Linked DNA regions of Homo sapiens: region 1 is linked to region 2. The links are chromatin loops, found by intact Hi-C in ENCODE. Cell type or tissue: Caco-2. All regions are shown on one strand. Links, peaks and the distances in the headings refer to the core of each region. The heading gives the core; the rest is flanking DNA. Region 1 has its middle 10 kb from the start of MIR3155B. Region 2 overlaps RBM17 (RNA binding motif protein 17).

Region 1 (16,158 bases), core at 5,025-13,024, 54 kb after region 2:
CTCCTGCCTCAGCCTCCAGGGCAGCTGGGATTACAGGTGCATGCTACCGCGTCCAGCTAATTTTTTTGTATTTTTAGTAGAGACGGAATTTCACCACGTTGGTCAGGCTGGTCTTGAACTCCTGAGTTCAAGTGATTTGCCCGCCTCGGCCTTCCAAAGTGCTGGGATCATAGGCGCGAGCCACCGCGCCTGGTGGGCTGAATTAACGTGACACCATAAAACGTCTCCGCCACGGGTGGCTACTATCCTGAGAGCAGACTGTGGGGTGGCGGGGGAGGCAGGAGACCAGGTGGGAGTCTCTGGGCCTGCTGCAGGTGGCTGCGATCAGGGTGGTGTTGGGGGTGGCTGGATTCTGAATATATTTAGGAGGCAGAGGCGGCGGGATTTGATGGATTTGCTGTGGGGTGAGAGAGAGTGAATCATGGGTAGCTCCCCCAGCTGCCTTCTGTCTGATCTGGGGAGACGCTGGGAGCCAGGTGGCCGAGGCGGTCGAGGCCTGGGTTGTAGTGAGCTGCGGGGAGCCCGCACTGCCACAGCAGCTGCACCTCCTCTAGGCCCTGTCCTTGGTAGAGGCTGTGAGTGGCCCGTAGGAGGTCATGGTGACCTCCATGAGCAGCTCTGTTTCTGTCTGTGGTTCAAAAGGATGGGACCCAGTAAGCAGCCTTCCAGAAAAGTCCACTGTGCCCCAGGTCAGTCATCAGACAGAGCCATTTCAAGAAGCAAATGACTTGGACAATGGGGGCTGATGCTTACTGCCACTGGCAAAGAATTCCGAAAGGTTCTGAGGGGTTTACTCCGGGCACTGAGCATGCTCTCTTCCAAGCTGGGAGAAAAGCACTTACGAGTTTTTTTCTTTTTTTTTTTTTTTGAGACGGAGTCCCGCTCTGTCGCCCAGGCTGGAGGGCAGTGGCGCGATCTCGGCTCACTGCAAGCTCCGCCTCCCGGGTTCATGCCATTCTCCTGCCTCAGCCTCCCGAGTAGCTGAGACCACAGGCGCCCACCACCACGCCCGGCTAATTTTTTTTGTATTTTTCATAGAGACGGGGTTTCACCATGTTAGCCAGGATGGTCTCGATCTCCTGACCTCGTGATCCGCCCGTCTCAGCCTCCCAAAGTGCTGGGATTACAGGCGTGAGCCACCGCACCTGGCCGAGTTTTTTCACTTTCCCAGGGTTTCCGTGTAAATACTACACAATTACCAACCAAATGTCTGTCCTTCCTCCGTTTCCATAAATGTCAAGGGCTCCACTGTAAGGGGGAAGCATGGACCCCCACTCCAGGAAGACTTCCTGGACAGACCCCACCCAGGCACCTGCTGACCGGGTTCACTTCCAAATCAGGATACTGGCTTGTCCTGGTTTGTCCATATTTCCCCGGTTTCAACCTCGACAGTCAGGTCACCCCTACCTCCAGCTAACCCTCGTGCCACAGGCTTGTTGAAAGTTAGATGGCCTCATTTTAGAAAAACAGATTTAAAAACCTCATTCGTGTTTGAACATGGAAAGAAAGAATAAGAAAGTAGGCTTTATGGCCCTGGGCTACTGGCTTGAAACTTTGGAAGATATTTTTCTTTCTTAAAATGTTTTTATGTTTAGGAGATATGTTCTACATGCACATAGCGAACATCCTACCCAATAGGCAGTTTTTCAACCCTCACCCCCGCTGCCATCCTCCCAACTTTTGGAGTCTCCAATGTCTATTATTCCATCCTGTGTGTCTGTGTGTTACCCATTGTTTAGCTCCCAAAGAAGAGATATTATATATATGTACATATATATGTGTGTGTGTGTGTGTGTGTGTGTGTGTGTGTGTATTTTTAGAGGCAGGGTTGTGATCTGTCTCCCAGGCTGGAGTGCAGTGGCACGATCATGGCTCACTGCAACCTCCACCTCCCAGGCTCAAGCAATCCTCTTGCTTCAGCATCCTGAGTAGCTGGGACCGCAGGTGTGCGCCACCACAGTCTGCTTTTTTTTTCAAACTTTTTGTGGAGACAAAGTCTCCTTGTGTTGCCCAGGCTGGTGTCCAACTCGTGGGCTCAAATGATCCTCCCACCTTGGCCTCCCAAAGTGCTGGGATTATAGGCATGTGTCATCACGTCCAGCCTCCAAAGAAGAGCAAATTCACTTTAAATTAAATTAATTAATTAATTAATTACTTTTTATTTATCTTTTTTGAGATGGAGTCTCGCTCTGCGGCCCAGGCTGATGTGCAGTGGCACAATCTCGGCTCACTGCAACCTCTGCCTCCCAGATTTTAAGTGATTCTCCTGCCTCAGCCTCCCACCACCACCATGCCCGGCTAATTTTTGTATTTTTAGTAGAGATGGGGTTTCGCCATGTTGGCCAGGCTGGTCTCGAATCCCTGACCTCGTGATCCGCCCACCTTGGCCTCCCAAAGTGCTGGGATTAGAGTTGTGAGCCACTGTGCCTGGCCCAAATTCTCTTTTTAAAGTATCTGGGCTGGGCGTGGTGACTCACGCCTGTAATCCCAGCACTTTGGGAGGCTGAGGCAGGTGGATCACCTGAGGACAGGAGTTCAAGGCCAGCCTGGGCAACATGGCAAACCCTCTTCTCTACTAAAAATACAAAAATTAGCTGGGCGTGGTGGCAGGCACCTGTCATCCCAGCTACTTGGGAGGCTGAGGCAGGAGAATCGCTTGATCCTAAGAAGTAGAGGTTGCAGTGAGCCGAGATGGTGCCACTGCACTCCAGCCTGGGCCACAGAGCGAGACTCCATCTGAAAAAAATAAAAATAAATGATAAAAAATTTTAAAAAGCAATTCTGCCAGGCTTATTAGAAAATGGAAACAAGGATTTTGTCATCAACTTGCTGCCTCATAGTAACAACAAAGGTGTCTGAATCTGTAAATAGTTGTGTCTTCTTTTTTTTTTTGAGACGGAGTCTCGCTCTGTTGCCCAGGCTGGAGTGCAGTGGCGCGATCTCGGCTCACTGCAAGCTCCACCTCCTGGGTTCACGCCATTCTCCTGCCTCAGCCTCCCGAGTAGCTGGGACTACAGGCGCCCGCCGCCCCGCCCAGCTAATTTTTTGTATTTTTAGTAGAGGCGGGGTTTCACCGTGTTAGCCAGGATGGTCTCGATCTCCTGACCTCGTGATCCGCCCGCCTCGGCCTCCCAAAGTGCTGGGATTACAGGCATGAGCCACGGCGCCCAGCCAATAGTTGTGTCTTTGGTGAAAACATTCTAGAAGTTGAACGTCATCTGTTTATAATAAATGAGTCAGCATGTGGTCCTCCAAGAATCTCGTCTGCTATTGTCACCCCATTTCCCGGGTCCTGTTTATAAATGGGGTATGACAAAGGGAACCCACTTCAAGCTGAAATCATCTGTTGTTCAAATCCTGGATTATAGAAAGGCTTTTTCACTTATGATTTCAGTGAAGCAAAAGGTCATGTTATCATGACTGCTTTATAGGAAATGGATTTCTTAACCTTCTAAAACTTTTGAAAATTCATTTTTGAATGAGTAATATGTAACACATGGCCTGACAGTAAATCCCAATCCACGTTATGGAAAAACCGACTTGACTGAATAAGCAGGCAGTCCATTGTTTCTCTGTGGTTGTGTTCTTTTCTCTGGCTTCTGTGAGAAATAACTGAATGACGGGTAAAGCCTTTTAAAAGTCAGGCAGTGTGGCTGGGCGCGGTGGTTCATGCCTGTAATCCCAGCACTTTGGGAAGTCGAGACGGGTGGATCACGAGGTCAGGAGATCGAGACCATCCTGGCTAACATGGTGAAACCCTGCCTCTACTAAAAATAAAAAAAAAAAATTAGCCGGGCGTGGTGGCGGGCGCCTGTGGTCCCAGCTACTTGGGAGGCTGAGGCAGGAGAATGGTGTGAACCCGGGAGGCAGAGCTTGCAGTGAGCCGAGATTGCGCCACTGCACTCCAGCCTGGGGGGACAGAGCAAGACTCCATCTTAAAAATAAATAAATAAATAAGATAAAATAAAATAAAAGTCAGGCAGTGTGTAACAAAAGGAAATAAAGAAACTTCACCTCTTTAGTGATCAGGAAAATGCAGATTGAGACCAAAATGAAGACACGTTTCACTCTGTGTGCCCGGTAGAAATGAGGAAGCCTGATGGCTTTCAGTGTTGACAGAATGTGGACCACAAAAGCCCCTCACACATTGCTGGTGGGCCGATAAGTGGTACAAATGCCTTGGAGGCAGTTTGGTCTTTTCTTTGGTGTAAAGTTGAAATTCACATACTTCGGCTAGGTGCGGTAGCTCACGCCTGTAATCCTAGCACTTTGGGAGGCCTAGGCAGGCGGATCACCTGAGGTCAGGAGTTCAAGACCAGCCTGGTCGACATGGTGAAACCCCATCTCTACTAAAAATACAAAAAGTCAGCCAGGCATGATGGCATACACCTGTAGTCCCAGCTACTCCAGAGACTGAGGCAAGAGAATCGCTTGAACCTAAGAGGCGGAGGCTGCAGTGAGCTGAAATCGCAGCGCCACTGCTCTCTAGCCTGGGTGACAAAGCAAGACTCCATCTCAAAAAAAAAAAAAGAAATTCACCTACTCGAAACCAGCAATACCGTTCCTAGTATTGCTGATGTTCACACAATCATGTTCATAGCAGCACTCTCATAGAAAAACCTTTACACAGCACAAATGCACTTTGACAGGAGGATAAATTATTCTTAGTATATTCACACAAGGCAATATTATAAATAAGCTACACTCAAATAGACAGCAACTCTCAATATTGTTGATGACTATTAAAAAATCCCAAAACAGGCCAGGCGCTGTGGCTCTCACTTGTAATCCCAGCACTTTGAGAGACGGAGGTAGGCAGATCCCTTGAGGTCAGGAGTTCGAGATCAGCCTGCCCAACATGGTGAAACCCTGTTTCTACTAGAAATACAAAAATTAGCCAGGCGTGGCGGTGGGCACCTGTAATCCCAGCTACTTGGGAGGCTGAGAAGGGAGAATCGCTTGAACAAGGGAGGTGGAGGTTGCAGTGAGAGGAGATCGCGCCACTGCACTCCAACCTGGGTAACAGAGCGAGACTCTGTCTTAATTAAAAAAAACAAAAAAAAGCACCAGGCATGGTGGCTCACACCTGTAATCCCAGCACTTTGGGAGGCTGAGGCGGGGGGATCACCTGAGATGGGGAGTTTGAGACCAGCTGTCAAGAAACCCGTCTCTACTAAAAATACAAAAAAATTAGCTGGGTGTGGTGGTGCATGCCTGTAATCCCAGTTACCCGGGAGGCTGAGACAGGAGAATCGCTTGAACCCGGGAGGAGGAGGTTGCGGTGAGCCGAGATTACACCATTGCACTCCAGCCTGGGCAACAAGAGTGAAACTCCGTCTGAGGAAAAAAAAAAAAAACAAAACACCAAAAAACCAAAAACCAAAAACATCAAAATCATTACATATGGTAAGGTACTTTTTATTTATTTACTTATTGAAACAGGGTCTCGGATTGTCACCTAGGCTGGAGTGCAGTGACTCACTGCAGCTTTGACCTGCCAGGCTCAAGCAATCCCCCCACCTCAGCCTCCCCAGTTGCTATGACTTTAGGTGTGTGCCACCATGCCTGGCTATTGTTTTTTTTTTTAATAGAGACGAGGTCTTGCCATCTTGCCCAGGCTGGTCTTGAACTCCTAGACTCAAGCAATCCTCCCGCCTGAGCCTCTCAAAGTGCTGAGATTACAGGCATGAGCTACCATGCCCGGCCTACGATACTTTTTAAAATAAAATTAAAACAACTAAAACTAAACAATGCTTTTTAGGAATATATACATAATAAAACTATGTATTTTTACAAGATTCAGGATAATGGTTACTTCCATTTGAAGGGAGGCAGAAGCAGAGGATGGGGGAATATACAAATACATGTCACTTAATGTCAATAATTGAGATGTCAATTGGCTGATGGGGTCATAGTTGTCTGTTATATTAAACAAACAAATACAAAAGAGGGCCATTCAGGGATCAGTGATGAGAGCCTGAGATGAGGCGAGGACTGTGATTGCTCCCACCCTCTCTACCTGAGGTCCAGAAAGCAAGAAAGAATGAAGAGTTCCCTTTTGACCTGTTACAAGATCAGCAGTTTCCTGGGTGCGGTGGCTCACGCCTGTAATCCCAGCACTTTGGGAGGCTGAGGCAGGCAGATGACCTGAAGTCAGGAGTTCGAGACCAGCCTGGCAAACACAGTGAAACACTGTATACTAAAAATACAAAAAAATTAGCTGGGCATGGTGGCACGCACCTGTAATCCCAGCTACTCAGGAGGCTGAGGCAGGAGAATTGCTTGAACCCGGGAGGTGGAGGCTGCAGTGAGCTGAGATCTCGCCATTGCATTCCAGCCTGGGCGACAAGAGCAAGACTCTGTCTCAAAAAAAAAAAAAAAAAAAAAGAGGATGAAGCAAATATGGTAAATATGGTAAAATGTTAATAACTAGTGAAGATATATGGAGATTCTTTGTACTACTTAAAAATTTTCTAAATTTGAAATTACGTCAAAATGAGAAGTTAAAAGAGAAATGACAGGTCACTTCTCCAGTCATCTCCCAACCTTGATGCATTTGGCCTTTTTTTAAATTTTTTTAATTTATTTTTTTATTTTTTTGAGATAGAGTTTCACTCTTGAAGCCCAGGCTGGAGTGGAATGGTGTGATCTTGGCTCACTGCAACCTCCGCTTCTCGGGTTCAAGCAATTCTCCTGCCTCAGACTCCCGAGTAGCTGGGACTACAGGTGCCTGCCACCATGCCCAGCTACTTTTTGTATTTTTAGTAGAGACGGGGTTTCACCATGTTGGGCAGGCTGGTCTTGAACTCCTGACCTCAGATGGTTCACCTGCCTTGTCCTCCCAAAGTGCTGGAATTACAGGTGTGAGCCACGGCGCCTGACCTCATTTGGCCTCTTCTTTCTGTTGCTCAAACACTCAAGACTTACGACTCAGGGCCTCTGCAAGTTCCCCCTGCCTGGAGCAGTGATAGGGTGACTCTTTACCAGCAATATGAGGATCCCATTTGTTTGGATCATTTGTAAAGGTAACTTTTCCCATTTGTAACTAAAAAGTTATCTGTGGAGGGATCCTTTGCAGTCACTCACAAAGTGTGAATAAAATATCCTGTTCCCAATAATCTTTATAAAAAATTTAAAAAATTATTTTATTTCATTTTGTCATGTCCTTGAGTCATAGATATATACACACATATGTATATATATACACACATATGTATATATATACACACACACATATATATATACACACACACATATATATACACACACACACATATATATATATAGAGAGAGAGAGAGAGAGAGAATCTCACTTTGTCACCCAGGCTGGAGTGCAGTGGTGCCATCAGGACTTGCTGTTGTCTAGAATTCCTGGGCTCAAGCGATCCTCCCACCTCAGCCTCCCGAGTGGGTGGGATTACAGGAGGGTGCCACCATGCCTGGCTAATTTTTTAATTTTTAATTTTGTAGAAACAGGGTTTCACTATGTTGCCCAGGGTGGCCTTTAATTTCTAATGTAAACATTTTTAATTGTGGTAAATACACTTATAATTTACCATCTTCAACATTTTTAAGTATACAGCTCAGTGGTGTTAAATATATTCAGTGTTGTACAACCATCACCACCAACCATCTCTAGAACTTTTTCATCCTGCAAGACTGAAACTCTGCACCCATTAAACAATAACTCTCATTCTTCACAATCCCCAGCTCCTGGCAGCCACCATTCTTTCTGTCTCTGAATCTGACTATTCTAGGGAACTCATGTGAGTGGAATCTTACAACATTTGTCTGTTTGTGCCTGGCCTATTTCACTTAGCATCAAGTGCTCACGGCTCATCCACGTTGTAGCATGGGTCAGAATTTCCATCTTTTTGGAGGCGGAGTAATGTTCTGTGTGTTTAGTCACATTTTGTGTATCCATTCATCTGTTGTTGGACACATGGATTACTCTACCTTCTGGCTGTTGTCAATAATGCTGCTGCGAACATGGGTCTACAAACATCTCTTTGAAACCTTGCTTTCAATTCTTTGGGGTGTGTATATACAAGGAATAATCTTTTATTTCATAGCTTTAGCATCTATTGATGATTCTTGAGTGAAACACTTATCAGAGTGTCCGTAAAATGGCTATTTACCATTTTTGTCATTCTTTCCACATTTATTAGTTGGCATTCTTTTGTAAAGAAGCTCTTTCCTGCCCATCCTCCCTTTTACTAGCTTTAATTTCATCATCATTATTAATAGTAGTAATAGTACCAATGTGGACTCCGGGATTTTTAAAATTATGACTGCATGTGTTAGAATCCATTCCTGACATACTCAATTGATGCTCAAGCCACTCCCAGTTTGGGTGAGAACCCTTTCAGGCTGGCTGCTGTGTCCTTGACACGCCCCCTTCAGCTTTTGAGCTCTGTCTTAACTCCTGTTCCAGGCTCCTTGTGTCCTTCCCAGTCTCGGCCTTGGGAGCAGCCACTCCTCCAAGGATCCCTGGGTACTTTCAGTGGAGGATGGTCCTTAGAAGGCTGGATCTGGGCTTTTGTGTGCCTCTTCTTGCTACCGGAGTGTCCGTGTTTCCAGGGCGTTTTTCATGGATGGAGCTGGGAAACATTTTAAAATTGTAAATTCAAACGGATCAGTTATTCCAGTCCAGCAGCACAGAGTTCTTCCTCTCCTTCCCCCGTCCCATAATTGTATCTTTCATTTGCTTTCTGTGTTTTCCCCAGGAATGTTGTCTTCATCTTGAATCTCCTTTGCTACTGGCTGTACTCATTAGCAACATAAAATTCCTCGTGATAACCTCTGACCCCTATCCCATGTGTGATGACACCGAGTTGAGGGAGATCAGACATTCAATGCAGAGGTGGGGGCCAAGACCAAGCCTCCTGGGGCTTAAGAAAATATCTCCAGAGACGGGAAGTCTGGAAGGGAACTCCATCACGAATATTTTATGTTCCCTCCCTCTATTGTTCTCAATCACTGCACAAGTGTATATTACTTTTTTTAATAACAAAAAGGAACTTTTAAGGTAACCCCCCACAACCCTATATAGACTGGATGTCAACTCTTTAGTCCTAGATACACCTGGAGCCTGGCGTCGTGGGGACAGAGGCAGGTCCCTGTGCTGAGGGCGGTAAGACAGGGCGGGTAGGTGGGGACCCAGCTGGGAGGTAGGGGGGCCAGACGGGACATCAGCTCCCGGGAGCCCCGCTCTGGGCACGGTGCGCGCCTCCACCCTCCATTGCACCCCGCGCCTGCTTCCTCCCAGGTGCACCTCGGGCGCCTAAGCCAGCTGGGTCCCGGGCCCCGGGAGCAGCTGCGGGCCCGACGGGGGCGTGGCGGGACCGGCGGGGGCGGGGCCTGGGGGTGGTCCGCGCGGATTGGCTGCTGCCTGCGGCGCACGAGCCGGTCAGCGCGCACCCCGCCCTTCCCGGGCCGTGCGGCACGCCGCGTTCACGTGCTGTCGCGCGCCCTCCCGGCGTGCGCCGCGCGGCCCCAGCCTGCTCTGCGGCGACTGTCCGGCTCGTGAGCTCCGCGTGGATCCGGCGCTGGGCCCCCTACGCTCTGGGGACCTGGGGTTGTGTTTCCGGCAAAGGATGTTTTCCGAGAAGGCCTGGGAGCGGCTGTAAATAATACCCGAGAGGAAATAGGCCCGGCAGGTGTTTTTGCGCGTCCCGGCGTTGGGTGTGGCTGCGGCGGGCGTGCAGGCCGCAGATGAGGAAACAGACTAGGAGGGATTTAGGCATCTGGACTCTGCGGGGCGGCCCGGGCGCGCAGCCCGTTTCCCTGTGGGTTGAGGGCGCGGGAGAAGTGGGCGGCCCACCCCACCCCGCGCGTGGATGCGGGGCTGGGGCAGGTCCGCGGTGGAGGCGCCGCCAGTGAGCACCCGGGGACCGCTCCTAGCCCCCAGTGTGGGACACAGACTCCCTGAGGACCTCGTATGCGTTGGGTCTGTGGCTCCATCCGAATCTTCATGAACAGGGCCTGCGGTGAATTTGGGGAGAGTGAGTGAGCGGGTGAAGGGTCAGGAAATAAGTCACAGGAGGCATGGTTGAAGAATTGGGGATGTTTAACCCAGACATGGCAGGACTGGGCACACTTGACCCCTGTCTGGAAGTATTTGAAAGACTTCTGAAGGGGGCCAGCCCCTCCACACCTGTGGGTGTTTCTCGTCAGGTGGGAGGAGATACTGAGAAAAGAAATAAGACACAAAGTATAAAGAACAGTGGGCCCAGGGGACTGGCACTCAGCATACGAAGGACCCGCACTGGTGGCCGTCTCTGAGTTCCCTCAGTATTGATCATTATTTTTACTATCTTGGCGAGGGGAGTGTAGCAGGGCAACAGGTGGGGAGAAGGTCAGCAGGGAAACATGTGAGCAAAGGAATCTGTATCATGAATAAGTTCAAGGAAAGGTACTGTGCCCTGATGTGCACATAGGCTAAGTTTATGTTTCCCTTTACTCAGACATCTCAGTGTAGCAAAGAGTAACAGAGCAGTATTGCTGCCAGCATATCGCCTACAGCCACAGGGCGGTTTTCTCCTATCTCAGAATAGAACGAATGGGATTGGTCTGCTTTACACCGAGACATTCCATTCCCAGGGATGAGCAGGAGACAGAAGGCTTCCTCTTATCTCAACTGCAAAGAGGCCCCCTCTCTTTCACTACTTCTCAGTACAGACCCTTTACGGGTGTCTGGCTGGGGCACGGTCAGGTCTTTCCCTTCCCAGGAGGCCATATCTCAGGCTGTCTCAGTGGGGGGAAACCTTGGACAATACCCAGGCTTTCTTGGGCAGAGGTCCCTGCAGCCTTCTGCAGTGCATGGTGTCCCTGGTTAATCGAGAATGGAGAATGGCGATGACTTTTACCAAGCATACTGCCTGCAAACATATTGTTAACAAGGCACATCCTGCACGGCCCTGAATCCATTAAACCTTGATTCAATACAGCACATGTTTCTGTGAGCATAGGGTTGGGGCTACAGTTACAGGTTAACAGCATCTCAAAGCAGAAACAATTTTTCTTAGTATAGATCAAAATGGAGTTTCTTGCGTCTTCCTTTTCTGCATAGACACAGTAACAATCTGATCTCTCTTTTCCCCACAACTTCCTTATGAGGAAGAGGCTAGACTTTCCTTCTCCCTGGGGGCACAAAACAGATTTTCCCAGGTGGAGAATTTCAGGTCAGTTACACAGAGCCGGCAGGGATGAACATGTCTGGCGTTCTTTGCAGGAGCCAGATGTTTACCTATGTTAGTGGGAGAATAGTGGAGCTCAGATGCAAGTTCTCATCTGCCAGACTCCAAAGCCCTTGCCTTTTCTCGATGCGTCTATTTTTTTGTAAATGTTTTAGTTCAGAGGTACATGTGCAGGTTTGTTATATAAGTAAACTCGTTTGTTGTAGATTATTTCATCACCTAGGTATAAGCCTAGTACCCAGTATTTTATTTTCTTTTTTCTTTGTCTTTGTTTTTTTTTTTGAGACAGAACCTCACTCTGTCGCCCAGACTGAAGTGCAGTGGTGCTATCTCCGCTCACTGCAACCTCTGCCTCCCGGGTTCAAGCGATTCTCTTCCCTCAGCCTCGTGAGTAGCTGGGATTACAGGCGTGGATCACCAGGCTCAACTTTTTTTTTTTTTTTTTTTGAGACGAAGTCTCACTCTGTCATCCAGGCTGGAGTGCAGTGGCACGATCCCGGCTCACTGCAACTTCCGCCTCCTGGGTTCAAGCGATTCTCCTGCTTCAGCCTCCCCAGTAGCTGGGATTACAGGTGCCCCGCCACCACGCCCAGCTAATTTTTGTGATTTTTAGTAGAGATAGGCTTTCTCCATGTTGGCCAGGCTGGCCTCGAACACCTGAGCTCAGGTGATCCGCCCGCCTCGGTCTCCCAGAGTGCTGGGATTAAGGTGTGAGCTACCGTGGTAGAGATGGGGTTTCGTCATTTTGGCCAGGTTGGTCTCAAACTACTGACCTCAAGTGATCCACCCGCCTTAGGCTCCCAAAGTGCTGGGATTACAGACATGAGCCACCGCCCGGCTTAGTATTTTTTTTTTTCTGAGCCTCTTCCTCCTTCCACTCAATGCATCTATTTTAGTGGAATGGGTTCCTTTGTGAACAATGATGTTGCAGTTATTCATGAAGTAATAAAGTGTTTGTGTATTGATTGATTTCTTTGGACTGGAGGGTTTGCCCAGCCCTGTTGAGCTTTGTCATTGTCTACCTCAGGGGAAGAGGGAGATTGTCGCTGGTCAGAGGAGAATGCCAGGGCTTCTCTCAGACGGAGGCAGCCTCCCATCTCACCGCAAGTCGGATCTTGAGTAGCACCTGTTTCGGCCCATTGCCCCTTTAACAAGGGGCCCAGGTGCCCTTGGACTTGCTAGAAGAATAATCATGACTTTGAGTTTAACAAATGTGGTCACAGTATTCCACTGCAGTCCACCTTTCCCACTTCTCCTAGCCCTTCTTCTTCTTTTTTTTTTTTTTTTTTTTTATTTGAGACAGAGTTTGGCTCTTGTTGCCTAGGCTAGAGTGCAATGGTGCGATCTCAGCTCACCGAAACCTCTGCCTCCCAGTTTAAAGCAATTCTCCTGTCTCAGCCTCCCGAGTAGCTGGGATTACAGGCATGCACCACCATGCCCTGCTAATTTTGTATTTTCAGTGGAGATGGAGTTTCTCCATGTTGGTCAGGAACTCCCCATCTCAGGTGATGGGCCCGCCTCGGCCTCCCAAAGTGCTGGGATTACAGGCGTGAGCCACCTTGCCTGGCCTCCTAGCCTTTCTTTTTTGCAAATCTGACACTCCTCCCCTCCACCCCATGTGCCTAGACAAGGCCAGCATGGGACTCACACAGGAAGAGCTGAGGACTGGAGGAGTGAGTAACTTTTACCTGAGTACGTTTCAGCCCTCCAGGTGGTACCAGGTACAGTCCTCTGAGAAGTCGGGAGGAAAACGCCTGTGCGGGTCTCATTCAGCTCTGCGGTCCTCAGTGTCTGTCTGATACTGAGTCTGTAGTGAGGATGCATAACGGGGTAACCCTTTCTGAGCTCCTGGATTCATTTGCTGAATTAATAGCTTCATACTCTCTGAAGAGAGGAATACTTTAGGAGTCTCTTTTTTGTTTCTGCCACATTTATTAAATTGTCACATTTTAACACATTTTAAGCCATTTTAACATCTCTTGAGAGAAGGTAGGGGCTGTGGAATGTGTATAAAGAGACAATATCTTGTTTTTCTTGGATCCCTAGCTAGCAGATGTGATTACAGTTTCTTATCAAGAACTCAGCCAGAAAATACCAGCCAAACCCTCTTCCTCCATTGGATTATCTGAGGCAGCATTCGTATCTGGTGGCCTCTCTGCTCTGAGCAGTTTGTGGAGCTCCAGAAGATGTCTCTGATGATCCTCTTTTCTTCCTTTCAAGGGATTTCCTAGATTATTCATCCTAAACCTTGGTCTCATTCCTCTCCTACGCCCTTAGGTGTTAAGGAATTGGATATCTATGGAGATAGCCAGCCCAGCCCTAAGCGACACTGTAGAGAAGGTTAAATTTTGTTTCTCTTTGCCTGTTTCTGGTCCTTTGTCCCTTGCTAAGTCCCTAGGTCGTTCCTGCTTTTTTCTAGGTCACATCCTCAGCTTCTTCATCTGCGTCATCTCTAAATGACAGATAGTAGCTCAGTTTGCATTTTAACTGATAGCTGAGATCTTTAACTCCAGAGATGCTATCTAACCATTTAGGGACAGGTTAAATCACATTGTCTTCTTTCCCTAGCCTGCCCCACTCTCCAACCCCAGCATTTTCATACAGAGGGGCAGCTTAGGTAGGGGTGACTAGAGGTAGTGGGAGGCTGGTGGAAGATCATGAGGTAGTGAGTCCTGGAATCCTCCACTTTGCTCCCACTTGCTGAGCGAGGGCCCTGGCCACCCACACTGACCATGCTTGTATTCATCAGCTGTCCTAGAATGTCCTGCCTCAGGCTGGAGGCTGAGGATGCCAGTGAGCGAGGCAGAACGGTGGCTTCAGTCAGCCTTCCTGGGTTCTGATGCCACCTCCACCACTGAGTAGCTGTGTGACCTTGGAGAATTTCCCAAACATCTCTGTGCTTCAGTTCCCTGATGTGTCAGCCTTATGCAGTTGTGAGGATTAACACGAGCAGCTAAGCACAAAAGGCTTCTACATGGCCTGGTAGAAAATCAGGATGCCACCCTGCTGGTGGCCACTGGAAACCCTATTACAATCCAGAGTGCTTCCTAAGTGGGCCTTATTATTCCTGTCTTAAAGGAACTTTCTGCCCAGCAATGACAACTTGGCCATTGCTACGACCATTATGCATGAGTTTAACGGACCAGAAAATGGGATGGGGTGGTCTGCACAGCAGCTGCCCACTCGCAGGTGCCGAGTGTATTTGCAGGTCTGTTTGAGCCCTTACATTCAGGCCTGGGGATGGATGTGGGTGAATGTGCGCGACAGGAGCGAGGCAGCCCCAGTGGTCTGACTTACATTCAAAGCACTTCACGGAATCCATCTGCCCAGACAACCTCCTAAAGTGGTCCTTCGTTGAATGCCTCTCCCGTCTGCCCCCCGAAAAGTTATCTAAAAGTCCCCACTCCTTATGCTTTCTCTTTTTGAGCCAGAGTCTCGCTCTGTCACCCAGGCTGGAGTGCACTGGTCACTGCAACCTCCCCCTGGTTCAAGCAATTATCTTGCCTCAGCCTCCCAAGTAGCTGGGGCTACAGGCATGTGCCACCACGCCCGGCAAATTTTTTGTATTTTTAGTAGAGACGGGGTCTTGCCATGTTGGCCAGGATGGTCTCGAACTCTTGACCTCAAGTGATCCCCCCGCCTCAGCCTCCCAAAGTGCTGGGATTACAGGCGTGAGCCACCGCGCCCAGTCTTCTTATATTTTCTTGTCACAGTGCATCTGCTTGGGTGGCAGGTGCACCTACCTGGGGGAGAGCACATTTTCTGTTCTTTTCTTAGTCTTACGCAGGGAGGATTGTGATTGGGACTCTGGCGGCTGTGAGCAGGGTAGGGGGTCTTAATTTTAGTGAGCAAGGGGCACGAATGCTCAGACCTGGGCCACCATGGAGTTGTCGGGGTGTGGGTAGGAGACTGGCGTCACCCATAAATGCAGAGTAGACCCACTTCCTCCAGGATATTTGACTGTGATCTTGGGCCATTGTGTCTGTTCCCCAGGCCCTGAGGGTTCTCCTGGGATAAGATGGGTATGAACTTGCTGCGCTGATGGTGAAGGCGGGTGGCTGAGGAACAGGAAGAGTGCGTCCAGTACTGCTTAAGAATTCGGTGATGTATCCTGGGCTCTCTAGAGGCTTACAAACATGTGGAATCTAAAAGTCACTCAGAATTTGGAACTCTCTAAATGTTTATGTCCCAGGGTGAAATCCCAGCCCTGAGCTCTATATATGGGAGTGGCCAGGAGGGTCTGAGCACCGAGGAAGGACTGGCTTCTGCCTGGCTCCCGGTTTTATGTTTCCCTAACATTGTTATGTCTTGGATGTGTATTTCCTTAAACCTTTCCCAGGTTCCTTTTGGTTCTGGGTCTAGGACACTGAGAAGATTGAAACATTGGGAGTGCACTGGCCTTGCTCTCTGGAAAGGCTTTACTTTTCCTCTTGCCTATTTGCAGTTCCCTTAAATTAGTCACATTTTGGGACCCTCTTTTGCATTGAATTTCTGGGACTTCTGTTTGTGGTTATTTTGAAGTGGGGGTGGGAGGACATGCCTGGGCCCACCCCGTGGTTCTTTAATGAAGACGATGGTTTTCCTTTTAAGCAAAAGAACCTTGTTTACCATTAACCAGAACTCTGGAAATAGATATTTAATCCCCAAACAGAGGTGATGGTGTGTCTAGAAGCAATTTAAAGCCTCCATAGCTTGACTAGTCACTTTATCCTGGGCAACTTTTTGGATTGTTTGGTAATCTAGAAACGAGAGAGAACGCTAATTGCTTCAACATTAAAGAAACCCACCTTCTAGACTCACTCGTTCCCCCACCCCTCCTTTATGTTTTCTTTCTTGTTCCTCTAAGAAATGAAATATAGAAGACGAAAATATAAACTGGACTACAGCAGGGTGCAGTGGTGCATGCCTGTAATCCCAGCACTTTGGGAAGGAGGATTGCCTGAGGCCAGGAGTTTGAGAC
Region 2 (16,158 bases), core at 4,983-12,982:
AATCCCCCTTCCGTTCTGTAAACTTTCGTATTTACTTTGTGAGTTGTTAATTGGATTAAATTTTGTTTGCTTAAATTTATAAGTATTGTTATATTCAAGAGAGATGAAGGCTTATTTTGTGCCTTTTATAGTGGTAATGAAAATTTGTAACACTTTAAATTGCAAAAGAGAAAAATTAAACCTTTCTAATCAAAAGATCTAATGGTTACCACCATACCCATATGATCAACCTTAGCATTGCTGTTAGACGGCCTGACGCAGTGTGCCTGCTGTGTGTTGCAGGAAGGGGCACACTGCCTCACCTGGGAAGTGTTCCTGCCTAAAAGCTTTACCCTGAATTCGATCAGGCCTTTAACCTCCAGGTTTCAGGAATTACAAGGCATAGAGGAACAAGCTCAACTAAATAACCAGGTAGTTATTAGACAGATCTAGAACAAACAGCATTTTACAAGATAGTGTCAGAGGAAAAAAAGGAAGAGGAGATGAAGATGATGGTGATGATGATGATGGGGAAGAGGGACTGTTCTTAATCAAGACACTTAAAAACCAAAAGCATTTCAGGAACTTTGGTAGGATCCTGGTTCAAAAAAAAAATCAGCTGTTTAAAGGACATTTTTGGGATATCTTGGAGAATCTGAATGTGAACTGGATGGGAAATGACATGGGAATTAGTGATTTTATTAGGGGTAGTAATCTGACAGGAGAATGTCCACGGTTTCAGGAGATTGGGGTGAAGTGTCATGATGTCTCCAACTTTCTTTCAAATGGTCTAGCAAAAAATACAGGTGTAAGGGCAAGAAGTATGGTAGAACATTAACAATAATTGAATGTATAGAAATGATTTTCTTTTAAAAACTTTTTTTTGTAGATTCATAATAAAGGAGATAGGAAGGATTCTATATCCTAGTAGGAGGGAACAAAACTCTTATCCCCAAGTATCTTTTGAAAGTGACTAAGTTTACTGTAAACCTTTCACAGAAATGGAGAAAATCTCATGTTTTTGAAAAAGCTGAAAGAAAATAATATATGATTATAGTAATAAATTAAAAGGCTGTTGTTTTGAGATTATGGTTTTCTCATATCTCAAAGGTTTGTTGCAGGGACCAGAAAGAAAATCTTTGTTGCAAACAGTGTGAATTTTAATTTGAAACTTCAGTATGTTTTCCTTGTTTTTGATGATTTTAGAGCCAAAGGACGAAACAAAGTACAGTCCTCGCCCCAGTCATTGACCTGAAGCGAGGTGGCTCCTCAGATGACCGGCAAATTGTGGACACTCCACCGCATGTAGCAGCTGGGCTGAAGGTAAGCCCGCGCCTGCCTGTGAGCTTGATACGTGTCTCTGTTCCCATGTGGCTTATTTTGCATATGAGTTACTCTTAACAGATGGCCTCCTTGGTGGGCCTTTGAAACCAAGTTAGTATCATTTTCCACCTAATTTTTACTTCTGTTTTGCCAATTTTAAAATGTATCTATTTGAAATTAAATAGTTTGTTGTAGAAAAATCAGAAACTAGAGATACGCAGAAAGAAAAACAAATTACCTTCAGTCATACAATCCGGAAGTGAAAAACGTAATATTTTTCCATCCTGTGCCTACTCCACCTTCTGCTAACTTGCTTTTCTTACTTAATACGTTGTGACTCTGTCAAAAAATACAGGACTGTATGATCACGTTTATGGCTTCACTATATTCCCTTGTATATAGATGGACTATAATTTAATTCCTTTAATGCTGGATATATGGGTTGTTTCTATTTTTTGCTATCATAAACAGTGTTAGTACTTACTGATTTATTGTGGATTAAAACAGAGAAAGGGGTTTTAAAACCCACTTCTACCACCCTAACCTGTATGATTCCAGTGATTTTACATATGCTTAAAAACAAACATGTGGTCAACTCTATAAATTGGGTTATTGAGGATGAAGAAGATCTGGAAAAGGATAACTCAAAATCATAGTTAAAACTAGACAAAATGAGGTAAAATGAGTGAATAAACTAGTTAAAATTATACCCACAATTTAAGTATACATTTATCTTTCCACAGATGGCGTTCAAATAATGACTGTGGTCATTTAAACAGCATCATGAATTGCACAAAACCGCTTGATGAAAAATGACCAAAAGATTAATAATAGTGCTATCGAGACAGTTTCTTAGCAAGGCGCGCCTGTCCTCCCCACCACCTGTGGGAAGGGCTGCATCAGGCTGGGGCAAAGGGCACACTCCTGCCCATCTGTTTCACGTCACTGTTCTGGGTTGGGCTCCGTCTCCTGCCTGTCCTGCTTATGTTCTGGGCCAGTCTGTGGCTGCAGCTTACCCTTGAGTTGTCCTTTTCTGAGGGGAGCGGGTGCTGTTCCTGAGGGCTGGTAGTTCTTCTGGAGGGGAAGCACCACATGGTGGAGGTGTTTTTTTGCTGATTCCTAGTCATTGAGCATTTTCCCCCATAAATTTGATACCTAGTTTATTCCTGCTACATCTAATTTAAAAACTGGTTCATAGTTTCTTCTGTAATCGTGTATTGGTTCTAGTACCTATAATATTAGTCTCCTATTTAATGAGTAAGCCTTTTTCCTCCTTGTTACATAGTTTTCACGATCAGTTTTTAATTCTCATTAAGCGAATGCATCATAATTTACACAAGTATTCCCTAACTGTAAAACCACCTAGATTTGCTTTTACATTGCCTTTATAAATACCACTCTAATGAACATCTTTTTGTGGTTTTTATTTTTGAGACAGGGTCTTGCTCTGTCACCACGCTGGAGAGCAGTGGTGCAATCTTGGCTCACTGCAGCCTCCTCCTCCTGGGCTCAAGCGATCCTTCCACCTCAGTCTACTGAGTAGTTAGGACCACAGGCATATGCCACCACATTTGACTAATTTTTTGTAGAGATGAGGTTTCACCATGTTGCCCAGGCTAGTTTTGAACTCCTGAGCTCAAACGATCCACATGCCTTGGCCTCCGAAATTGCTGAGATTACAGGCATGAGCCACTGCACCCGGCCCTCTAATGAACATCTTTACAGAGATGTTTCTATGTAATTAGGGTTATTTTCTTAGATTTTCTGAGGTGGCATTAAGATATCAGCCATTTTTATGGCCAATCTGTTCTGGCACCAGTTTACTCCCAGCAGTGCACAGTATCACCTCAGGCATATGAGGGTGAATTTTACCCCATCCTCCCCCCTCAGCATTGAGGGTATTAACATTTTAATTTTTTTAAATTGAACAAATCACTTTATTCATTGCAGCATTTAGAAAAGGATGATTGATTTCATTGTTAAGCATAGCAGGGTTTATATGTAAAAGTTTTTTTCTTTGAAATTTTGAAGTGTCAGAGAATGAACCTTCATATTGACAGTTTGTTCTCTTAGACACGTTGTGATAATTGTGTTAGATAAATTGAGTGGCTGGTTGTCATTTTCTCTCTAAATAATAACTGAAAAGAAATCTTCATGTGCTTTTGTATTTTTTAAATGTCTTTTATAAAATGAATACAAATGTATAACTAACCTTTAGGAGCCCTACATTAAATACATTTTCCAGTGGGTAGGGCCTGGGAGGTGATTATAGTTATTTTCCTAATTGCTCTTATTCATTGGATCATAGCATTTCCTGATATTTCGTCGTAAGGAAATGGTGAAGTGTTTGTTTTATAGTGCAAAATGTCACACCGAACCATGAAACACAGGAACTGTTCGATTTAGGTCTGTTAATATGGCGTGTAAGCTGTCTTGATTTTGTCAGTTCTGTGTTCAAGCAGGAAACACGTTTACAAACGACCTTCTTGCCTTTGATACAGTTGGACATTGTACCTCCTGTAAGAGGTACAGACTGGGCGCTCAAGGACATGAATCCTTGTTGTTTTGCATGTGTGTTTTAAAAAAAATGGGGACACTAATCCTAACCTGTGCTTGTTTGAGGTGTCTTTCAAAACCAGAGAAGGCATCTTATTGTTACAGATAATAACGAAGAATTATGCTAAGAACACTAACAGGAGAAAGTGTGGGAAGGTTTAGGAAAGTGGGGTCAGGGCTTCCAGCACCACGTGTAGACCGAGGCTGCCAGCCTAGGGTAAAGTTCTGTGTCTGCTCATGTATTTCCTAGTATACTGGCTGTGCTCTGCCTCTCGTTTTGCTAATTTCTTTGTCATGGCTACCTCTTTTCTTTCAAAGAGTAGACCAAGTTTCTGAATGTATAGACGAGAAAACACGAAGTGTTATCTAAACCTGATTTTAGTGAACCTTAAAAAAAATTATGATGCTGGAAGGGACATTACATCCCCTTGTGTCAAACTCAGTGCCTGAAATGCAGCCTACCTGGGAAGGGACATGTGTTCAGAGGATTAGAAAGACCAAGAAGATGCTTTCTAAGATCTCCATATATTCTTATCTCCATGTAATCAGAATCTGAAGTTATTCTGTTAAAATGATGACTGCAAGAATGATTGTGGTGTTCATGGTTGTTTTATTTTTTAAGTTGTCATAGAGATCTATAAAAACAAGTATTCAGTGCTTTACTATAAGTATTCTAATTTTTTGACTCAAAGTACTAGTAACTTATATTTTAGCTGGTGGTGGCTTATTTAGGAATTCCAGGAAAAATGCCATAGAGTATTATAGAAATAGTACTAATCTAAGAGGTGAAATTTTGTGTCCTGTTTCTGCTACCACCTGACTAGGCACGTGGCCTTGTCTGGTATTTGTTTTCTTTGTCTTTAAAACAGAGGAAGGGGCTAGATGATGTTCAGAGTCCTTTTATCTCCCATACGCTTTGACCTGAATCCTGTGAGTAAACTGGTAAGATATAAAGAGGATTCTTACTGCTGTTTTTACCTTCCTCAGGATCCTGTTCCCAGTGGGTTTTCTGCAGGGGAAGTTCTGATTCCCTTAGCTGACGAATATGACCCTATGTTTCCTAATGATTATGAGAAAGTAGTGAAGCGCCAAAGAGAGGAACGACAGAGACAGCGGGAGCTGGAAAGACAAAAGGAAATAGAAGAAAGGGAAAAGTAAGGCTTCCTTTGGATTTGGGGATATTTTACAGTTGAAATGTTCATTAAAATGTTAACGAATGAGCGTCGCTGCTGTCTGTAAGGCTGAAGTTAATTGTCATGGGTGATCTGAGCAGTCACTACAAGGAATCAAACTGTTTTACGATTTGTACCTGTTACATCTCAGAATCACAGCAAACTTCACCTGTAGACTGAAGACCTAAAGTGTATATTTTGAGTGAGTTGTTAGAAAAATAACTTATAAACCTGATGTTGAAAATTTTTTTCTATGCTGATACTCTGCTATAGGTTGACTATCCCTTATTCAAAAATCCGAAATCTGAAATGCTCCAAAATCTTTTGAATGCCAACATGCCGCTCAAAGGAAATGTGCATTGGGGGATTTTGGCTTAGGGATGCTGAACTGGTAATTGTAATGCAAATATTCCAAAATTTGAAACACTTCTGGTCCCAGGCATTTGGAATAAGGGATTCTCAACTTGTAAAATCACAGCTATTTAAAGTACTTGAAATATTCTTCTTAACTTTACTATTTTTGAGCCAGGTGGAATTTTTAAAAATTCATATGCAGCTTTTATTTATGTTTTTGCAAAGTACGAGTAGTAGGATGTATTTGTAGTTCTTTTTAAAAATATTTAGTATTATCAAATAGTTAACATGTATTAAATATTAATATACTGTTTCCCATTTATTGAATCATTTCATGAGTGAAAGTGTTATAGACTATTGAAATGATTGAACTATTACTATGTTGATAGGCTTTAACATTGGAAGAGGTCAATGTCAAGGAACCTTTTTTTTCATGCTGGTTGCTCTCGTATACTTATTGGTTCAATTTATCTCTTGAATTTTTCTCACTTTTCATACTTTTATCTACTTTAGTCTTTTACCAGTTATGCTTCCTACCCCCTCTACCCCTGCAACTTCATAGTTGATTGTGACAGGATTTGGATATCTTCTGGTCAAGAGGAAGTCATCCCAGGTTCAGGTCTCTAAATTGGTTCATCTGTGATGAACATTTATTTCCTTTGTTATCACAGAAGGCGTAAAGACAGACATGAAGCAAGTGGGTTTGCAAGGAGACCAGATCCAGATTCTGATGAAGATGAAGATTATGAGCGAGAGAGGAGGAAAAGAAGTAAGGCATGAACAAATATGTCTTAAACATATATAAATACTGGAAGTGCAATTCCACTATGTGCTTTTTCTTTTCAGTTTGATAAATAGTTCATTTGACATTGATTTGGGTAATTTTCTTTCTGGAATCCCAGCAATACACATTTGCGTCACAGTTTTAATTTATATTGGGTTTTCATATGTATTTTCCTTTGAGCTTCACAACCACTTTCTAACATTTATTTATTGGATACTTTGGGACTAGCTTAAAATCTATTCCTGCACTGTCTTTACCTGCAGCACAGTCCAGTTGGCCGATGCTGAATCCACTCTGTTGTTTCTCTTAGGGGGGAAGCATAGTTAACATTGAGTGTGTCTGTTTTGGGCATTGTGACACATTTCATATCCGCTATCTTAGTTAATCCCCAAATGTTTGGTTTTTATTAACTTCTTTTGGAATTCAGTATATAGGTTGAATATTTGTAGGTCTCATTTTTCCAGCTTATAAATTGACTGCCCTTTTTAATAAGGAGGCATGCTTTCCATACTAAGGACATTTGTTTTTTTTTCTTAAACACCAGCAGGAACTAGATAGCTTTGAATGAGAAGACTTTGTTTGACCTTGTAGCTCATGATAGGGAGGTAGTGGCATGCCCATCATATGTATAGTTGTTGACAGATTGATGTTCTTATTTTAATGTGATTAGTAGCAGATTTCCAGTAATCACCCTGAATTTTTTTAACTGAACTTATTAGAGCTAATCTGCTTTTCAGAATCAGTAATCACTCTAGGTCCTAGTGACAAGGTTAGTAAAATGATCATGGAAGTATTTCAAAGGAAATAGAAGAAGGTTTTACTCAGGTTCATATTTCTCCTTGAGGATTTTATATCATCCAGTCCTGTTAATCAAAATGCATGGACACTGGCTTTAGAATAATTTCTAGAATAATTCTTTAGAAGAATGAATTTATTTATTTTTGAGATGGAATCACTCTGTTGCCCAGGCAGGAGTGCAGTGGTGCAATCTCGGCTCACCACAACCTGCAACCTCCTGGGTTCTAGCAATTCTCTTGCCTCGGCCTCCAGAGTAGCTGGGATTACAGGTGTGCGCTACCACGCCCATCTAATTTTTACATTTTTAGTAGAGACAGGGTTTCACCATGTTTGCCAGGCTGGTCTCAAACTCCTGACGTCAAGTGATCCACCCACCTCAGCCTCCCAAAGTCCTGGGATTACAGGTATGAGCCACTGCACCCGGCCTCTTTTTTTTTTTTTTTTTTTTTGGAGACACTCTTGCTCTGTTGCCCAGGCTGGAGTGCAGTGGCGCCATCTCGGCTCACTGCAACCTCCATCTCCTAGTTTCAAATGATTCTTCTGCCTCAGCCTCCCAAGTAGCTGGGATTACAGGTGTGTGCCACCATGCCCAGCTGATTTTTGCATTTTTAGTAGAGATGGGGTTTCACCATGTTGATCAGGCTGGTCTCAAACTCCTAGCCTCAAGTGATTTGCCTGCCTCAGCCTCTCAAAGTGCTGGGATTACAGGAGTGAACCACTGCGTCCAGCCAGAATAATTTCTTTTGTCAAACATTTTGTGCTGATGCAGCATGACTTTGTAATCAATTTTTAAAGTTTTACATTTTGTTTTTATTTCATTGTTGATTAAGCCATAATACATATGTATTATGTAATATTATGTATACGTAATCCATATATGTTAGGACTTATGCCTAATGCAAAATTCCTTGTGGTCTCCACTGATGTTCTCCTTCCAGTTGTCGGATACCAGATAAAAAGATCTGTCTTATCTCTTTTGGTTTGTTTGTGTTCACCATTCGTTGTCCAGGAAATACACCAGGAATAGTGACAACACGCAGCAGTTTCTTCAGGAGCCAGAAGGACCCACGCTTTCAAATATGTGTTTAGTTCCAGTGGTTTGCACACTGGAAAAGGAGCGTGCTGTGTGGTGGGGGAGATATGGCAACGCAGGGAGCTGGGTTTACTCCCTTTCTGTTGATTCACTCCCCTCTGATCATTCTCTTATTTGTAAACTGGATGCAGTAATATCTACTTCAGAGGTCTGTGAAGCCTGAACGAGGCCATGTGTATAAAGGGCCTAATGGGTATTGCTCTCGGTAAATAGTTACATTACTCTCTTTTTAAGTAACTGCTGGTTCTCTTGGTTGTATTGTTTTGCCTTAAAATTCATTTGCAGACTACATTGTGGGGCTCTTGAGTTCCTTTTATGAAGGAACAATTTTGCATATCTGAGGGAGTGTTGCCACTTTTCTACATTTTAAATCCTAGCATCAGAGGTTTGTTCATATGTAGCAGGAGGTCATCTGAAGTAGCAGGTCCTCCTTTTTTAGTTTTTTCTTAGGGGGGTGGGTGATAGATATATGGTGTGTCATAGTCGTTTGGGAGTCTGGCATCGGAAACCTCCTTTAATGCTTGGATTTGTGGTTTTGCAGGTATGGGCGGAGCTGCCATTGCCCCACCCACTTCTCTGGTAGAGAAAGACAAAGAGTGTAAGTAGATCTGTTTCTTCCTCTTTTATTCTGATACAGGTCTTTAACCCAACCATGGGGGATCTCAGCTTGGGCCCCCAGGTTTCCTGAGCGTAGAGGGAAACGGCCTGCAAGCCTGCCTGGCTCTGTCACCTGAGGCCGCACCTGGATCTCAGAATGCAGCGCCCTCCTGCAGAGAGAGACCTTTCTACGCCAGGCTCTGAGGCTTGGATTTCATGCAGTGGGATCCATCTCTTTTTTATGCAATTCACTTTGATTTCATTAACATTTCTTATTTGTTGTTAGATTCATTTGGAGTTAAAACAGCAGATCGTTACAGTTTTTTAACTCAGAGGTTTAGAGGCTGTTATATTCATGATCCTCCACAAGGTGGCAATGCCTTCCTTGATTAGATTTTTTCTTCCCGTTCCATTTCACTGCAGGTGGGTTTGCGTGTCATTGCGTTGCCAAAACACCCTCACCCACTGTTCCTTCTCGCAGTGATCTGCTCTAGAATTTGGGGGTTGGGACTGGACTTCTGAATATCATCTAGGTCATTTTCCCATTCTCTGGATTGGACCATACTTAAACTATCCCAAGCAGATATTCTCATTTATAGTACTTTTTAAAACTTGTTGAATTCTTTATCTTTTAAAGAAGATAATTTCTAAGATATTATGAAATACCTATTATGTGAAAACAACAGACAAACAATAAACCCCAATTGAAACTAGTCTCTGGGAGTGGGGCTCAGGCATCTGGATGGTCTTAAAGCGTCCTACTGACTTTCATCTAACTAGGGTTGAAGCCACCGCTCCAGTGCGTAGCCCCTAACCTCGGACACCTTTGTGGGCCATGAGCTGATGAGATAGTGAGGTCGGGGTCTAGACAGGTGCACCCAAGTTACTGCAGGAGTCAAAAGATGGCCAGATTGTATCTCCTTAGAACATACAGAACATCTTTCCGGCAAGAATATTCATTCAAGAAGATTTTAAAGGGTGAATAACATTTCAGTAAGATATAAAAAAGACGTTTGAGGAGATAGAAATAGCAAAAGGAAAGTTAGAATCAGGAAAGTAGCGTCCTCCCTCTGTGGTTTTAAAAAAAGTCGTATAAAGGCTGTAAAATTGATTTGGTGTTTTTCTCTCCTTGTGGTAAACCAAAAAGTAGGTTAAATTTGTTCAAGATAAATAATTGATACAAGTGAGGTTTCAGAGTGTTTTCTATAGTATTTTGGTGAGCCTACTTTATTTTTCTCCAATAGTACCCCGAGATTTTCCTTATGAAGAGGACTCAAGACCTCGATCACAGTCTTCCAAAGCAGCCATTCCTCCCCCAGTGTACGAGGAACAAGACAGACCGAGATCTCCAACCGGACCTAGCAACTCCTTCCTCGCTAACATGGGGTAATGATTTAATGTTCTTATCTAAGGACTTGAGAGACAGTGTGAAGCGTTGATAGCCCTTTCAATAGATGCAGCTTGTTTGAAACTGAGGACATTCAGGACCCTTGGTGTGTGCAGGTCACACGGTACCTGCCTCAATCGTGTGGAGCGTGTTCCAGTGTAATGATGGGGCTTGTTCAAAACAGCAACCTCCCAGTAGAAGTTTTGACTCATTTTGATGTTGAACATTATTTTCCTAGACAGGCACAGAACCTGATTAATGTTTACATTTGCCTTCATAACGTTTGCAAATAAAATAGCTCATATGAATCAGAGCTGACTTACTGTCTCCAAAGGGCAGGTGATACCTTTTTTTTCCTGATAAAGTGGGCCATTTGCTTTCAGGTCATGGTTCTAAACCTTTGGTCTAAAAAACTCGGGGTCATTCTAACTACAAGTTGACATGTTTGCCAGCATATAAAATTTGACTGTAAGGCTGACGCTCAGGTGGGGCTTGGGGATTTTTTTAAACTGTGCTGGGCTTGGCAAACATTTTGGTTAAGAGGATATTCTGTGTTGTTGACTTTGATCCTGTGAGACGGCTGTCCCATGAAGCAGTATCACATGAAGGCTTTGTTCTGTGCTGTGTTGCATCTGCTGGCTGCTGCCTGTAGCAGAAATGCAGCCGGTGAGACAGTGAGTGGGGTTGAAACTCACTAGTCTCCTTTCAAGTGCTCAGTGACCACATGCAAGTGGTGACGATGTTGGATGGTGCAGACATAGGACATGGCCGTGGCTGCAGGAAGCTTTGTGTACTGGAGGGTTGGACAGACATGAAGCTGGTTTTGTTTTGTTTTGTTTTGTTTTCCCTGTTTATGATAAAAACTGACTTTTTAGCGAATTTGCTTTTAACCAGGAATTACATCTTTAACTTGTGCTTAGGAAAGATGCAAGATGGTACCATTCAGCAGTTTCTGGTCTTTTTAGCCCTAGAATAGCTTGTTCAAATGAAAATGTTAAGGGAATTAAATACAAGAAGTAATGTAGGTGCAGTTCCAGTTGAAGCGGGATTTTGTGGCTTAAGCCCTAAGCAGCAGTGGTCATGGGGTTGGGGTGCCCTTCAGACCCATGCTGCGCCTCAGAGCGCAGTGTGAGAGCCATTTGGTTGTTACAGAAAGCAGTGACTGAGAGTTGTGGGGTCCAGTTTCAGCTCTACCATTAACAGCTGTACAAATAATTTATTTGTTTTCTGAGATGGAGTCTCGCTCTGTCGCCCAGGCTGGAGTGCAGTGGTGCGATCTCGCCTCACTGCAACCTCTGCCTCCCAGGTTCAAGCAGTTCTCCTGCCTCAGCCTGCCAAGTAGCTGGGACTACAGGTGCACACCATCATGCCCAGCTAATTTTTACATTTTTAGTAGAGATGAGGTTTCACCATGTTGGCCAGGCTGGTCTTGAACTCCTGACCTCAGGTGATCCACCCGCCTCGGCTTCCCAAAGTGCTGGGATTATAAGTGTGATCAACTGCACCCAGCCTGTACAAATAATTTCTAATATGGCGTCTTGCATTACTTCTAAGTCCACCCCTTAAGCTAGTCAGCTAATCTTGGCCTCCGTTTATTTCTCATTTGTTAAATAGGTGATCTCTAAGGGTTCTTTCATTTGTATAGTCTGTCATTGGAAACTCTCCTGTGCTATTTAGGAAAATGGGATCATCTTCATTGTACGAAACTTCATACTTACTTTTTGATAGCCACTTTTTAATAAACTGTGGTCATAAGCTATGTGGCAGTGCAGGTCCGGAGCACACAAAAGGTCTTGTGTTTCCTAGCAGGGCACTGAGGAGACTCCACCAGAGAAACTGACATTTCCCCTCCAAGACAACAGGATGTTCTGGATTTTATTCATAGCTTTTTCTATTTCTTTCATGCTGCACATCCCCACAGCTTCCATCTAATAGCCCACTCCTAGTTAATGAGTGACTTTGTTGAAGCCCCTGTGGAGCATGCACTCTCTCCAGAAGGAGGTTGTTGTGATGGAAAAATGCAACCTATCTCCAGTTGACGATGTCAAGGCTAAGAGTCCTTTCCCTTCTTCTCCTGCCAGGGGCACGGTGGCGCACAAGATCATGCAGAAGTACGGCTTCCGGGAGGGCCAGGGTCTGGGGAAGCATGAGCAGGGCCTGAGCACTGCCTTGTCAGTGGAGAAGACCAGCAAGCGTGGCGGCAAGATCATCGTGGGCGACGCCACAGAGAAAGGTGTGTCCCCAGGGAAGCGTGTGACTAGAGGGAAAGGACTGGCCCCATCCATATCAGACATGGCCAGTCTTGATCCTCATGTGTCAGCAGGGGGACAATGAGGCGTGTGGCCAGAGGGAGAGGGCTGGCCCTGCCATCACTAGAACACAGGCCGTCCTGTTCATATGATGCACTGCCACTTCCGTTTTGTGAAACCAGGAATCCTGAGGCTCATCTTTATTTTTTCAGAACAGACGTAGAGAGATGAAGGCTTGTGGAGGAAAAGATGGTGAGAGACTTGGGCAGAAAATGAGTAGTCCTCAGGAAGAAATCTTGGTTATGTGTTTAGAGCATGAAGGACAGAGCCATATAGTGTGGCAGTGAATATACCTGCTATCTCCATCTCAGAGGTCGTCTCTACTTTTCCCTTTTGCCCTTTCAGTATAGATGTGATTTCTGATTCTCTTACAGATTGTTTGCTTTGCGAGATCTGATGTTATGTTGCAGTCTCTTGGTAAATGATGCCTAGTTGGTGTTTTATTTTCATTTAATTTTTACAGTCTGTTCTGTGTTGAGGGAATTCAGGAAAGAGACAAACATATGTTAGCATTTTAATCAGGGAATTAAGTTTGAGTCAGCCTAGCTGAACTTCCTTTGCTAAAGAAAGAAGAAAACTTTTCTGGCAGCCCCGTTCATGCACAGCTTAGGATACATCACGAGCCTGACAGGTGAGTGCCAGAAACCAACAGTTGTCCCGACTTGTGAGGTTATCTGAAGTAAGGCAGCCGGTGGCTGGATTAGTAACTGCATATTCCCCTGGGCCCGTGACCTTGAACGTTTGCTCCAAGTCAACTCACCTATAGGAATTATCACTCACATGCCCTGTCAGCCCTTTGGGAAGTGAGATGAGCAAAAATTGCAAGTAATGGTGGAGGCTCAAAACATCCAGATGCTATTGTAAAAACATGCCAAAGCAAAGCAGAGGCTTTTATTGCAGATAAGGCTGTGTTTTCGCTCAGAGACCAATTGTGTAGATGCCTAGGACATAAATGGTGGGGATCGCTATTGAAATTAAATTAATTATTGTAAGTAGGACTCAGTTCTGTAACACATCTAATGATATGCTGCTCAGTTCTGTAACACATCTAATGGTATGTTTTGATACAGATGCATCCAAGAAGTCAGATTCAAATCCGCTGACTGAAATACTTAAGTGTCCTACTAAAGTGGTCTTACTAAGGGTAAGAAGCTGAGGAAAGCAAGCTCTCTGCCTGCCTAGATTTGTGTGTGTCACCCCAGCCTACCCTGCTCCCCCTAAAAGTTAAAACTGAAAATGATACTTTTGCAAATAATACTTTGGGCAGATCCCACGTAAGGCTGATTTTAGATTTTTCACTAATGTGTAAGTCTCTTTGCTAAGTACAGTGTTTAAGACTGCAGTGAGTAATTAAATATTTGAAATTGCTAGAGCTTCAGATAGTTTATACATTTTGGTGCTTGCATAGATGCTTTTGTAACTCTTTACAGGCTTAATATATGTTTTAGTGTTTTAAGAAATACTAACTTTTGGGTACTTTGGGGATGAAATTTTTCATTATGTCGTTTGGGATTGAGAACATTTACCATCACTAAGTCATATTTATATACCTCTGCTAGGTGTTTGTAAGTTATACTTGGTACTTGAATTTGTTTATTTTTGTGTTTAAAGAACATGGTTGGTGCGGGAGAGGTGGATGAAGACTTGGAAGTTGAAACCAAGGAAGAATGTGAAAAATATGGCAAAGTTGGAAAATGTGTGATATTTGAAGTAAGAGTGTTTTCTTTTGATGTTTATAACACAAGTTGTAATTGGCACATTACAAAACATTTTCTACAAACAGGACAGGGTATGCTATAAGTAACATTCTTACTGCAGAAGGTGACAGGCGTTGGTTATTTGTACTTCTCTTGCTCAATTATTACAGTTTTAAACATAAAGACAATGATTTCAAGTTTTATTTGATGAAGAAACAGGAATGCTTCATGATTGAGGATCAGTATGATGACTGAAGACCTTGATTCTAGCGTGCTCAGTAGTTTAGTTCCTTAGACATGCCTTTGGTTTCAGTCATTTGGTGAGTATTTAGTGCCTCTCACATGCACTGCACTGTGCGGAGAGCACTTGGATTACAGGAAGCATGCTCTGTACTCTCAGTGGTGTGTTCAGTTGAAGAAACACATAAAATAACTGAAAGATATTCAGTTACTAGACTAGGTAGTATTGACTAAGTTCAGGAGTTGAGAAAAGGATTAGATCAGTGAAAAAATAGACTGCCTTGTGAGCAATAGCAGATATGGGCTGCGCTTTGAAACGAACAGGTGGGATTTGCAGGGAAGGGTATTCTGATTGGGATAATGGCTCGTAGGAGACAGTGAAGATCAGGACTACCAAAATGGAATGGATGGGCCTGTTGGGGATTAGCAGAAGTGCTTAGGTGGGTGGAATTACAGAGGGCTAGGAAAGCTAGACAGAGCTAGTCAAAATGAGACCTGATGTGAAAGGCCACTAGGGCACCAGCCTTTTTAATCTGAAAGCTCTGCTTCCTCTGTTTCTTTATCCTGTTGCTGTTTGTTGACCACATAATTATTTGTTTACGTCATCAGCTGGCACAGGGCCTTTATGAGGTCAGAGACTGCCTAGCCCTGTGTTCCTGGCACCTAACAATGCCTGTCATAAAAACAGGCATTCAGTACGTTTTTGATGATGAACAAATTATACTTATTTCCTTGGTATTTGACAACTACTTGACTGTATATGATGATAATTAGAATATCCACTCTGAGAAATCATTTAAAAGAGAAAACTCATTCAATGCAATCTCAAATGCCTTTACTCATCACGCTCTCATTTTCTTCCAGATTCCTGGTGCCCCTGATGATGAAGCAGTACGGATATTTTTAGAATTTGAGAGAGTTGAATCAGCAATTAAAGGTTAGTGGTACAGCTAAATATTAAAGAATAAAAAAGTTGAATTTACAGCCTTAATCTTTACAAGTAAAGTTACTGTTTAATTAAAGTTAAACCTTTATCTTATAGGATACCTGTATTAACTGTCTTTTGTTTGCCTTTCAGCGGTTGTTGACTTGAATGGGAGGTATTTTGGTGGACGGGTGGTAAAAGCATGTTTCTACAATTTGGACAAATTCAGGGTCTTGGATTTGGCAGAACAAGTTTGATTTTAAGAACTAGAGCACGAGTCATCTCCGGTGATCCTTAAATGAACTGCAGGCTGAGAAAAGAAGGAAAAAGGTCACAGCCTCCATGGCTGTTGCATACCAAGACTCTTGGAAGGACTTCTAAGATATATGTTGATTGATCCCTTTTTTATTTTGTGGTTTTTTAATATAGTATAAAAATCCTTTTAAAAAAACAACAATCTGTGTGCCTCTCTGGTTGTTTCTCTTTTTTATTATTACTCCTGAGTTGATGACATTTTTTGTTAGATTTCATGGTAATTCTCAAGTGCTTCAATGATGCAGCATTTCTTGCACTAAAAAAAAAAAAAAAAAAAAAACTAGAAAGTTTTGGGACATGGGGTTATATTAAATTATTCTTTGTTTTTCTTTTTCTTTTAATAAAGCCTGCAAGTTACTAAATTGTAGTTTCATAAATTCTGTAGTAAAGTATCATCTTGGCAGTGTGCCAAAGGTGAAAATGATGCTTTCTCTAACAGAGAAATTCTTAGTGACTCCAGTCGTAGAAAAACGTCTTTACAACCTGAATAAGATTGAAGAATTGTGAACATACCATGGCCTATTGGATGAATCATTTGCCGTAGGCTAAATCAGACTGTAGGGTTTGTGATGGATTTATGGAGTATGTGGGTATAGAAATCATGAATCTAGCATTTGTTTTCAGAGATT

The links. Hi-C counts contacts between places; a loop is a spot of excess contacts. Peaks named below come from ENCODE experiments on the same cell type or tissue, not always from the same donor. Only the 100,000 strongest peaks of a DNase experiment are listed, where the experiment ranks them.
Region 1: a loop joins it to region 2, with 4 times the contacts of the local background. A loop is called at or near these places in 50 of 110 quality-filtered maps.

Annotation. Positions count from the first base shown.
Region 1 is chr10:6,154,353-6,170,510 of GRCh38, forward strand. It overlaps a transcript of PFKFB3 not described here. Among named protein-coding and RNA genes, the nearest start is that of MIR3155B, 10 kb to the left of the region's middle. RefSeq lists a silencer at 9,071-9,550 and enhancers at 9,961-10,070, 11,790-12,289. In Caco-2, for the core only: no CTCF peak of the experiment used is centred there; DNase peaks (open chromatin) are centred at 8,429, 8,829, 9,469 and 10,576; H3K4me3 peaks cover 2,075 bases.
Region 2 is chr10:6,100,086-6,116,243 of GRCh38, forward strand. RBM17 (RNA binding motif protein 17) reads left to right here. Exons shown (of 12, transcript NM_032905.5): 3 at 1,186-1,302; 4 at 4,846-5,012; 5 at 6,056-6,153; 6 at 8,601-8,657; 7 at 9,901-10,042; 8 at 12,125-12,276; 9 at 13,423-13,496; 10 at 13,964-14,062; 11 at 15,154-15,226; 12 at 15,368-16,158. The coding sequence ends at 15,471. Among named protein-coding and RNA genes, the nearest start is that of RBM17, 19 kb to the left of the region's middle. RefSeq lists an enhancer at 7,725-8,420 and a silencer at 15,807-16,007. In Caco-2, for the core only: a CTCF peak has its summit at 9,045 (motif pointing right); no DNase peak of the experiment used is centred there.